Linked DNA regions of Homo sapiens: region 2 is linked to region 1. A link is a loop called in an ENCODE intact Hi-C map of the cell type or tissue named here. Cell type or tissue: heart right ventricle. All regions are shown on one strand. Links, peaks and the distances in the headings refer to the core of each region. The heading gives the core; the rest is flanking DNA.

Region 1 (5,494 bases), core at 1,136-3,635:
GTTTCAACATAGGAATTTTGAGGGGACACATGCATTCAGACCATAGCAACCCATTTAGACTATACAATCCAACGGTTTTTAGAATATTCATAGGTAAGGACCAGGCACGGTGGCTTACACCTTTGGGCTCACACCTTTGGGCTCACACCATTGATCCTAGCACTTTGGGAGGCTGAGGCGGGCAGATCACTTGAGGTCAGGAGTTTGAGACCAGCCTGGCCAACATGATGAAATCCCATCTCTACTAAAAATACAAAAATTAGCTGGGTGTGGTAGTGCATGCCTGTAATCCCAGCAACTCAAGAGGCTGAGGCAGGAGAATCGCTTTAGCCCGGGAGGCAGGGGTTGCAGTGAGCCAAGATCGTGCCACTGCCCTCCAGCCTAGGTGACAGAGTGAGTTAGACTATGTCTCAAAAAAAAAAAAGAATATTTAAAAAAAAGAATATTCACAGGTAAGTACAACCATTATCGAAGTCCCTTTTAGAACATTTTCATCACCTCAAAAACAAAGCTGTTTTGATTAGCTATCACCCCATTATCCCTCCGACCCCCAACCCTAAGCAACCATGGATCTACCTTCCGATACTATGGATTTGCCTTATGATTTATGAAGTGTTCTGGACACTTCATAAGAATGGAATCATACAATATGTGGTCATTCGTGACTGCCTTCTTTCACTGAACATAATATTCTCAAGGTTCTTTTGTGCTGTAGCATGTACTGCATGGATGAACTTCATTCCTTTTTATGGCCAATGTATTTTTTTTTTTTATTAAACCCAATTACCCCATTTCTGTTTGTAGGTACATGTGAAACTGCTGGTCAGTAGCAATGGAGGACTCTTAGGGTGTCTTTGACACCAGAATTGGGTAACAACACTTGATGTTCTTTTTCTGGACCAACCTGGGCTGGGGCGGAAGATGTGCAGTAGGGGCTTGGGTGGCACTGGGCAGCCCATCACAGGCCTCTCTCAGGTGTCCTTGTCCCCTCAGCTCCCACCCTCCCAGCAGAGGGTGGTGAAGGAAGACATAGCCGGGCTCACCCAGAGGGCACGAGATGCAGGCAGCCCCTTCTCCACTCGGAGCGTGAATGTTTCTTGGTAGCAAGAATGTTTGACTAGATACAGCAAGTCGTGCCTTCTCGTTTCTTTCTTTTCATCCTACTATAGAAAAGTGAGTGGACTATTTCACTGCAAGAATGACCTGCTCTAGTTTAGGGGAAAAGGCAAGCATTTGACATTTAAAAAATGACTTTCAGTATGACTTGTGCATTCAAATACTTATTTCAAAAGGCTTCTAAACGTGATACCCATTCTCAACACAGCAGCCAGAGGGATCCTGTTTAAACGGCAGTCAGCCTGTCCGTCCTCAGGTAAAACCCTCCAACAGCTCTTGTGTGACTCAGAAGAAAGGCCTGAGCCCAAGCCCGCCACGCCCCTGGAGGCCCTGAGACTCAGCCTCCAGCAGTTACATGACTGAGTCTCTGCCTCCATGTTCAGTTCCTGCTCTGGGCACCAGGCCAACTCCCTCCTGAGCTGTTCCCTCTCCCTAGAAGGGTCTTCCCAGGAGTCCGTGTGACTCCTACTGTCACCGCTGCCAGATCTTTACTAAATAGTCACCTTTGGTGAAGCCTTCCCTGGCCACCCCACCTAAAATTTCAACAACTCCTTTCTGACACCGAATGAGTTTTTTTTTCTTAAGCCCTTATCGTTACGTTCTTTATCTTTTGCTTTTTTACCTTAATAATTCTCTGTCTCCACAGCACAAATTCCACCCCATTAGGGAAGGAATTATATCTGCTTTGTTCACTACTTTCCTGCAATGCTTAGAATAAATCCTGATGCACAGCACTCAATAAATATCTGTTGGAAAAATTACACGATTTAATTCTGCGGAAGGAATTTCGCCCTTTCAAAGGAAAATGTAAAATGCTGGTTAGTAAGTACTAATGCTTACAGTAGAAGTTTTATCAGTAAAAAGATGCAAATGCATTATGTAATGTCTTTTACAATACTTTGCTGAAATGGTAAACACTATAATAATGATAGAACCTCACATTTATATAGTACTTTATACCTTTCCTAGGTGGACACGTCTGTGACACTACTGATTTTGAGTAGCATTACTATCTTCAGTTTAAATAATTTGCCCAAAGTCGCAGAGCACACTTCTAGAGGATTCAGGACCAAAATCCTCCTAATTTTTTCCTAGAGTGATTCCCCACTAAAACAAACAGAATGGCACTTTACCTGTGGAGCCCTTCACAGTTTTCAAACTGTTTCCCAGATAGCAGCTCCATTGCCCCTTGCCCTGCAATAAGCAGAGTGAGCACTGCTACCCTGGGTTAAGCAGTGAGGACACAGTGACTCAGCCTGGCCCGGGGGCCTGGCTGGCTAAGCTGAGAGCCAGGCCCAGACCTCTGCTCTTTGTCCCAACCTTATGGCAGACAATGAGCAATGACATATCACTCAGACATACCACTTCCTTGTTCTTGGCAGAAGAGGACACAGCTTGACCCTCAGCATTTGAGGCTGTAGAGCCCATTGGTTTCATCATTTAAGAGCAGCCCTGGCTGGGTGCGGTGGCTCACGCACTTTGGGAGGCAAAGGTGGGTAGATCATCTGAGCTCAGGAGTTTGAGACCAGACTGGCCAACATGGTGAAACCCCGTCTCTACTAAACATACAAAAATTAGACGGGTATGGTGACAGGTGCCTTTAATCCCTGCTACTCAGGAGGCTGAGGCAGGAGAATCACTTGAACCCAGATGCAGAGGTTGCAGCGAGCCTAGATCGTGCCATTGCACTCCAGCCTGGGTGACAAGCACGAAATTCCATCTAAAAAAAGGACTTTGCAGTTGTAGTAAGTGATGGATCTCAAGATGAGATTATCCTGGGTTATCCTGCTGGGTCCTGAGTCAAATGACAAGTGTCCTTATAAGAGACACACAGAGAAGAGATACAAGGAGATGAGAAGATGGCCGTGTGAGGACGGAGGCAGTGAGGGGAGAGAAGCGGGCATAAGCCGGGGGGTGTCAGGGACCCCGGAGCTGGAAGAGGCCACGAAGGATCCTCTACTGGGGCTTCAGAGGGAGAGTGGCCCTTCCAACACCTTGATTTCAGACTTCTGGCCTCCAGAACTGTGAAAGGGTCCATTTCTCTGTTTTAAGCTAACTTGTTACCAGAGCCCCAGGAAACAAGTCCAATCTCATCACGAGAAGTGACCTGGAAGGGAGAGAGAGGGAGGAGGCCGGCGGCAGGGAGGGAGCCAAGAGAGGAATGCATTCAAGGAAAGTGGGGCTCTCAGCAGGAGTAAGAAAGTGTGGAGTATATTGAAAAACTCGGGTAAAGGGCAAATGGCTGAATTAGGCTGTAGCTTGGATCTTAGACCTTCTCTCTGTAAAAATGAGAAAAAGGGATTTATCAAATGGCTTCAGCCAGTGGGGGCCGCACGCGTTACATGGTGGTGAGTTCATGTTGAAAGGTTGAGCCCCGTCCCTGGGGATGAGTCACCCTCTGCCATTCATGCAGGAAAGAAATCATTAAAAAAAAGAATAAGAATTTACAAATTCAGGTCAATTACATGTTCATAATGGTGTGAGGTGTCAGAGGCTGGAAAAATGAGAAGAAGCCAGCAGGCTGCCTTTGGCCCTCCTGCTCTAGTTCATTGCTAGTTTCTCATAGCTGGGTCCTCCAGGGCCTCTCAGATTTGAGTCTGATCCAGTCCCTCTTCCTGCATCAGCAAGAAAAAGCTGGCCTTAGCCCGAACAACATGGTGAGACCCCATTTTTACAAAAAATGCAAGAATTAGCCAGGCATGGTGGTGCGTGCCTGTAGTCCTAGCTACTCAGGAAGCTGAGGTGGGAGAATTGCTTGAGCCTGGGAGGTGGAGGTTGCATTGAGCCACTGCACTGCAGCCTGGGCAACAGAGCAAGACCTTGTCTCCAAAAAAAAAAAAAAAAAAAAAAAGCTGGCCTTGCAGACATCAACCTGGAGACCTAAAATACCCCCAGAGCCAGCCCCATGGTCTAGTAGAGACTGGTCTGTCCCCTGGCCGGCCCAGGGTCACTTCCGGGTCCGGAGAGCCCCCTGCTTCCTGTTCACTGTGCATGAGAACCTTCTCTTTCCCTCAGCCCTCATCCTCTGGGTGGGCTTCTGCCTTGGTCTCACTCCTTCAACTCAGGCATCTCCCCTGCCTGGTGTCCTTATTCCCCTCCTCGACCAGAGATGTGCCATTGACCTGCCATCCAAGACAGTCCCACACAGTGACCACCCGCCTATTTCCTGTGTGTGAACCACACAGGGGCTTCCTTCCAAGCTCATCTGTTGGTGTGTGGGAGTGTTAATGTGGACCTCAGGTGCTGCCCTGCACATGATCAATCCCAGACCATGGGGAAGAGGCGTGGTGGCAGCAGGGCAGCCAGCCATGTGACCACAGGAGCATTAAAGGCAAGTGACGAGGCTGGCTCAGGCCAGCGAGTTATTAGCAGAGATGGAGAAAAGGGCTTCTCGTCCCAGGAACCGGTACCACCACCCACCGGTTGCTCAGCAAAAGACCTGGAGTTGTCCTGGATTTCTCTTCTTCCTTTACTCCCATAAACCATCAGCAAATGCCGTGGACTCTGCTTCCAGAACACATCTCAAGCACAGTCTCTTCTCTAGTGCCCTGGTCATCACCACCATGCAAGAGCCTCCCAGCTCTCCTCTGTTCTACCTCCTAGAATCCACCCTGCACACAGCAGCCAATGTAGCCTTTGGAGAAGTTAATCCTATGACGCCACCTCTCTCCTCAAAATTCCCAGAAGGTTTCTCACCCTGCAGAGAAGAGAATCCAAAACTCCTCACCATGCCCTCTGTGACCTGGTCCCCACCCCCTTCCTCATTCTCCTCTTTGCTGGTCACACTCCAGTGTACCTGCCTGGGTCTGTTCCTGGAAAACTCCCGTTGCTGCCCCCTGGGGACTTTGCACTCGCTGCTCCCTGGCGTTCTTTCCACCTGGCTCTCAAGCCTGGCTCCTTTTCATCATCTGAGGCAAATGGGCAAATGTCACTGGCTCAGGGCAGTTCTTGCCGATCCCAAGCGGAAAGAGCCTTACTTTCATGTCACTATCACATCCTGCCAATAATGCGCTCCCAGCATTATCTCTCCAAAAATGATTTTGTTGCTTTATCTGTTTTTTTTTTGTCTTTTGTTTTTGTTTTTGTTTTTTTGAGACAGTCTTTCTCTCCTCCCCAGGCTGGAGGGCAGTAGTATAATCTCGGCTCACTGCAACCTCCGCCTCCCAGGTTCAAGCGATTCTCCTGCCTCAGCCTCCCAAGTAGCTAGGATTACAGGCACGTGCCACCATGCCCAGCTAATTTTTGTATTTTTAGTAGAGACGGGGTTTTGCGTTGTTGGCCAGGCTGGTCTTGAACTCCTGACCTCAGGTGATCCACCTGCCTCGGTCTGTTGTATTTCATTGTCTTTCTCCACATACGAAAGCGCAGGGTCAGTGAG
Region 2 (5,494 bases), core at 1,689-4,188, 340 kb after region 1:
GCCCTAAAAACCCTCAGTGCTCCACCTGTTCACCCCTCCCTCCCTCTAATCTTTGGCAAACACTGATCTTTCAGTATCTCTGTAGTCTTGCCTTTTCCAGAATGTCATATAATTGGAATCATATAATATGTAGTCTTTTCAGATCGGCTTTTCTCTTGGGATGCTTAATTTTTCAAAAAGTCTCTGTGCCCATCTCTTTTCATGGGGAACTTGATTGGCACATTTAAAGTACAATTCAACTAACAAAAACCTACTTACATAGAACACTTCAGAAACACAATTACAGACAGCAGGGTACACTTGTAACATCCCACAGGCAAAAACAGGACAAATTATTTGGAGTCTAGCCTCTTACAGAGGAAGAATCCATGTTGCACTGGGGCTTGCATTCCTTGGAGGTGGAGAAGATCATTCCTAGGACTAGGGAGCAAATTGAGATTTTAAAACATGAACCCAGAACCAACTCAAATGCTCATCAACAATAGACTGGATAAAGAAAATGTGGCACATATACACCATGGAATACCATGCAGCCATAAAAAAGGATGAGTTCATGTCCTTTGCAGGGACATGGATGATGCTGGAAACCATCATTCTCAGCAAACTAACACAGGAACAGAAAACCAAACACCACATGTTCTCACTAATAAGTGGGAGATGATCAAGAGAATACATGGACACAAGGAGGGGAACATCACACACCAGGGCCTCTCGGGGGGTAGGAGGGTAGGTGAGGGATAGCATTAGGAGAAATACCTAATGTAGATGATGGGTTGATGGGTGCAGCAAACTACCATGGCACGTATATAACTATGTAACAAACCTGCATGTTCTGCACATGTACCCCAGAACTTAAAGTATATGAAAAATAGCATTATCTAAAAATGAACATATCCTGTAGAATAAAGGCAACTTCAAAGAATTCGTCGATATGATAGGTTAGCAGTTGGAATTTAGACAATAAAATAAATGCAGTTAATTATGAATTGTATTAATGAAATGAAATTGCTTTCCACAGTGTGTCTGATGTTTTAGGACTTCTTGTCCACAAATAGTTTGAAGCACTGCTGTTACTCTCTGGGTACTAGGCAGAAAAGCCTTTGGGACTACGGATGGATGTGTGAGGCTTTTATTTCTGGGCTTTGGAAGTAAGAAATATGACCTATTCCCCAGGAAAAACACGGAAACCAGAAGGCATGGTAATTCAGGGTTCAACCACAAGAAAACAAAAAGTTCAGTTACACATAATTACACTTTTCTAAGATAGAATCCAATAGTAACATATTAACAAATAGTTGTTTAATATTTAATTTGGTTTGCCAAGGGAATTCTTAATAAGTTCTGAATTATTTCATAAAAAAAAAACATGAACCCATCCCCAGTGCTCATCCTAGTGTTCGGAGTTTTTACCATTTCTGAATCACACCTTGGAATCAATGGAGAAAATCCTGCTTTGATGCACCCTTGCTGCTTAGACGACAGGACTTCTTAACCCATGACCCCAGTAGCATCATAGATAAAAAGGGTGTGTGAAAAAGGAGTGAGGGGATACGGGAAGTGGGAATACAAAGCCTGGATTACGTGCAGACTGAAAGTCAAACTCTGGACGGGGCATCCCAGGCCTGTGGAAACCAGAACCAGGCTATGGATCCAATGGGAATTTCCTCAGTTTCAGCTTCCCCCCAACCAGCACACATACCCTGGGCCCTCCCCAGCTCACGAGGGGTGGCCCCACTTCTATGCTTTTCCTTGCAGTTTCTCCATCTGGAAATGCTCCCCACCATTTTGATTTACCCAGTACACCCCATTCTTCAAGGCTCAGGCCAGTGCACACCAGTTCCTTTAATCCCTCCTTCCTTCTTCTGTCATCCAGTCGACACACTTAGCATGACATTTGGCACCTGCATACCAGGAGCTCATGCAACAAATACGCACTGCATGTGCATGATATGTGGACACTTACAGGCTCTGAAAAAGAGAAAAAATAGAAAAAAGTCTCTGCCCTCATGGAGCCAGTATTCCCCCAGCCCTGACGAATCTCCTGCTCCTTTCTCCCAGTGTATTTCTTCCCCTCTGTTAAAGTAGTTCCTAGAGTCAACCACATGCAGAATGAGCCTTCACCACCATCAGGCTCCTGCTCTGCACATGATGGATGCCCAGCCACTTGATCTTAGTATTAAATGCCTTTGAGACTCTGTTTTATAATAAAATGAGACACCCAAGCACAGACCCCAGCAAGCAGGTAAACAGGGAGGACCTTTCAGTGTCCAAGTATGGGATACACATTTAAAAATTAAAATAATCTGGTTATATTTAAAACAAGTGGCCCTTAACATTAATTGGGGAGTGCCACTTGCCAATCCAGAGATGCACCAGGTGTACCAAGATGGACACACTGGGAGATAGGCAGGGAGTCTGTGCCCGGGCTCTGCAGTCCCTCAGCCCCAGGGACCAGTGTCTCAAGCTGCCTCTGATCCAGAAAAGCACAGTTAGCTTGGCAACAGGTTGGTGGTATGCAGTTGCTGCTCATTTCCTGGTCCGCTTTACAGGCCTGCCCCTTGATTTTGCCATAAGACAGGCCACTTGCAAGAAGGTTCATCTAGAAGCAGATGTGTGCTGTGTAGCTGATGGGTGGGGGTCATGATGGGCAGCCTGCTTCTTTAGTAGACTGTGTGCAGTGTTAGAGAGCCCTGGGGCAGCACTCGTCAGTTAGGATGCACAAAAATGCCAACCCCCGACTCTCAGTTTTTTAAGTTGCATAAATTCCAAATTTAACATATCACCATGTGCAGTCTTGGAAGGCTCAATATTGGCTTTAAAAAATTATTTTCCTAAGGACTCTCTGTTGTCAACTTGAGGAAATGGCTAACAAGCTTCCTTTTCTATGACACTTAGCTACTGAAAATATGTTCTTCATAAAGTGTCTTATTACTGTCATACTGTGGGTTACTTCAGTAAGTACAGACTGTGTCCTAGCCAAGCTTAAAACCTCGACGGCAGTGATTCTTAATCTTTTGGTCTCAGGACCCCTTTACGTTCTTAAGATTGGTTGAGGATTCTTAAAAAAAAATTGTGTATATGCATTATATCTATTGGTAGAAACAAAAACAGAAATTTTGAAACATTTACTTATAAATTCATTTAAAAATAACAATAACAAGGCCAGGTGCAGTGGCTCATGACTGTAATCCCAGCACTTTGGGAGGCCAAAGCAGGCAGATCACCTGAGGTCAGGAGTTCAAGACCAGCCTAGCCAATATCATGAAACCCTGTTTCTACTAAAAATACAAAAAAATTAGCCAGGCGTGGTGGCGGGTACCTGTAGTCCCAGCTACTCAGGAGGCTGAGGCAGGAGAAGGCATGAACCCAGGAGGCAGAGTTTGCAGTGAGCCAAGATCGCGCCACTGCATTCCAGCCTGGGCAACAGGGCGAGACTCCGTCTCAAAAAAGAAAAAGAAAAAGAAAAAAAAATTAGCCAGGCATGGTGGGACACGCCTGTAATCCCAGCTATTCAGGAGGCTGAGGCAGGAGAATCACTTGAACCCAGGAGGCGGAGGTTGCAGTGAGCCGAGATCACACCATTGCATTCCAGCCTGGGTGACAAGAGTGAAACTTCATCTCAAAAAATAAAAATAAATAAATAAACTCATTGCATGTTAACACAAATGAGATATTTTTATGAAAAGTAACTCTATTTTCCAAGAAAATGTTAATGAGAAGTGGCATTGTTTTGCATTTTTTGCAATCTCTTTAATGTCTGGGCTAATTGGAGGCAGCTGGATTCTCAGATCTGCTTATGCCTGCCCTTAGAGGGGTCTGGGGACCCCAGGGGGTTCCTGGACAACACTTTGAGAATGACTGACCTACAGAGCTCCGGAGAATCACTGACCTACAGAGCATAGTGTGGTACCTGGCACTGTGCTAGGCAGGGAGATACAGCAGTGAAGAAGAGGGACACATTCTCTGCCTTCCTGGAGGATGGTATGGGTTGAATAGTGTTCCCTGAGTTATGTTGAAGTCCTAACCCCCAGGACCTCAGAGTGGGACCTTATTTGGAGGTAGGGCCTTTACAGAGGTAATCCAATTAAAATGAGGCCCTTAGGGTGGTCCTTAATTCAGTGGGACTGATGTCCTTATAAAAAGAGGTAATTTGGACTCAGAAACAGGCATGCATAGAGGGAGGATGATATGAAGAGACAGGGAGAAGATGACCATCCACAAGCTAAGGAGGGAGTCCTCAGGAGGAATCAACCCCGCTGCTACTTTGCTCTCTGACTTCCAGCTTCCAGAGCCATGAGAGAATAAATGTCTGTTGCTTAAGCCCCTCAGTCCGTGGTACATTGTCTTGGCAACCCTAGCAAATGAATACACAGACTATGTATCGAATATTGAAATTGGGTTTTAAGGCAGTAATAAGGCCCATGCTGCTTCCTTGAGGAAAATTCAGCCGCAAAAGAGGATTCACTGCTTATTAATATGGAGACACGTTCTACCAGATAGAGCTCTGGGAATCCAGGTTCTCCATAGGCAAGCACAGCAGTGAACAGTTTTTCCAAACGTCTCCTTCCTAAGCAGAAAGGAAGTGACACCATTGTCTGCCATTTGCCATTCAGAGCTCGTTAAAACCTACAGCCTCACACCCATCACCGGTCCACAGGTAAACAGAGATTTCAGGGCAGGGGAATACTTTGGTGCCGTTATTCCTTTCAGTTGCCACAAGTCAGTTTCCCTAAAGGCTGCCCTATTAGTGGATGGGTGGGTGGGAGCCTCAGTGAGGTATTTCCTGTGTGAGTCAAAGCCTTTCAAAATGGCCGTGACCCCTTGCAGACTCTGAATGAAAAGTACAGATTCTCAGTTCCCAGAGTTTCTGCATGTGATGATGAATGGAAGTTCCCGTTGCATGTGGGACAAAGGATGGCTGTAACATTTTATTAGGTGTGGCTTTTGGTGTACACATGGCATATGCAATATATGCATTCTCATCACATTTAGTTTTGAAAATAATAAAACTTTAAAGATAGAAAGAATTTTCTTTGCAGAACCCTTATGAGATGGAAAATATTAGTGCAACACAGAAGAAGACAATTCCCGGGCTTTTAGCCAAGACGGCTAGAGAGACTCCACTTCTCTCTGAGTCAACACCCAGGTTCCTGCCATGGCCTGCAAGGCTCTACCACCCCCAGCCTTTCCTGGTTCACCTCCTGGTTCTTTCTTTCGCTCCTTTCCAGTAACCCCTCCTCCCTGGCTGTTCTTGGTCCCATTGTTCCTCGTGCAGCCCCCGCAGTCCACTCTGGCCTTGTTCTAGCTGTTGCCAAGGCTGGAAGGCCTATTCTTCATGAATGCATGGGGGCTCACACCCTCCCCTCCTTCGCGTTTTCTCAGGACCACCCTGGCCACTCTAAATGAAAAGCAGCAGTTTACCTCTCTTTTCCTGAGTCTCTAGTTCTGCCTTCTGTTTCTTCATACTTATCACTTACCACCTTCTAACCCTGAG

What was found. Peaks named below come from ENCODE experiments on the same cell type or tissue, not always from the same donor. Only the 100,000 strongest peaks of a DNase experiment are listed, where the experiment ranks them.
Region 2: a loop joins it to region 1, with 6 times the contacts of the local background. A loop is called at or near these places in 1 of 110 quality-filtered maps.

Annotation. Positions count from the first base shown.
Region 1 is chr21:38,794,603-38,800,096 of GRCh38, reverse strand. No RefSeq gene overlaps it. Among named protein-coding and RNA genes, the nearest start is that of ETS2, 8.6 kb to the left of the region's middle. In heart right ventricle, for the core only: no CTCF peak of the experiment used is centred there; no DNase peak of the experiment used is centred there.
Region 2 is chr21:38,459,949-38,465,442 of GRCh38, reverse strand. All of the region lies in intron 1 of ERG (ETS transcription factor ERG), which reads left to right. Among named protein-coding and RNA genes, the nearest start is that of ERG, 36 kb to the left of the region's middle. In heart right ventricle, for the core only: no CTCF peak of the experiment used is centred there; no DNase peak of the experiment used is centred there; H3K27ac peaks cover 1,552 bases.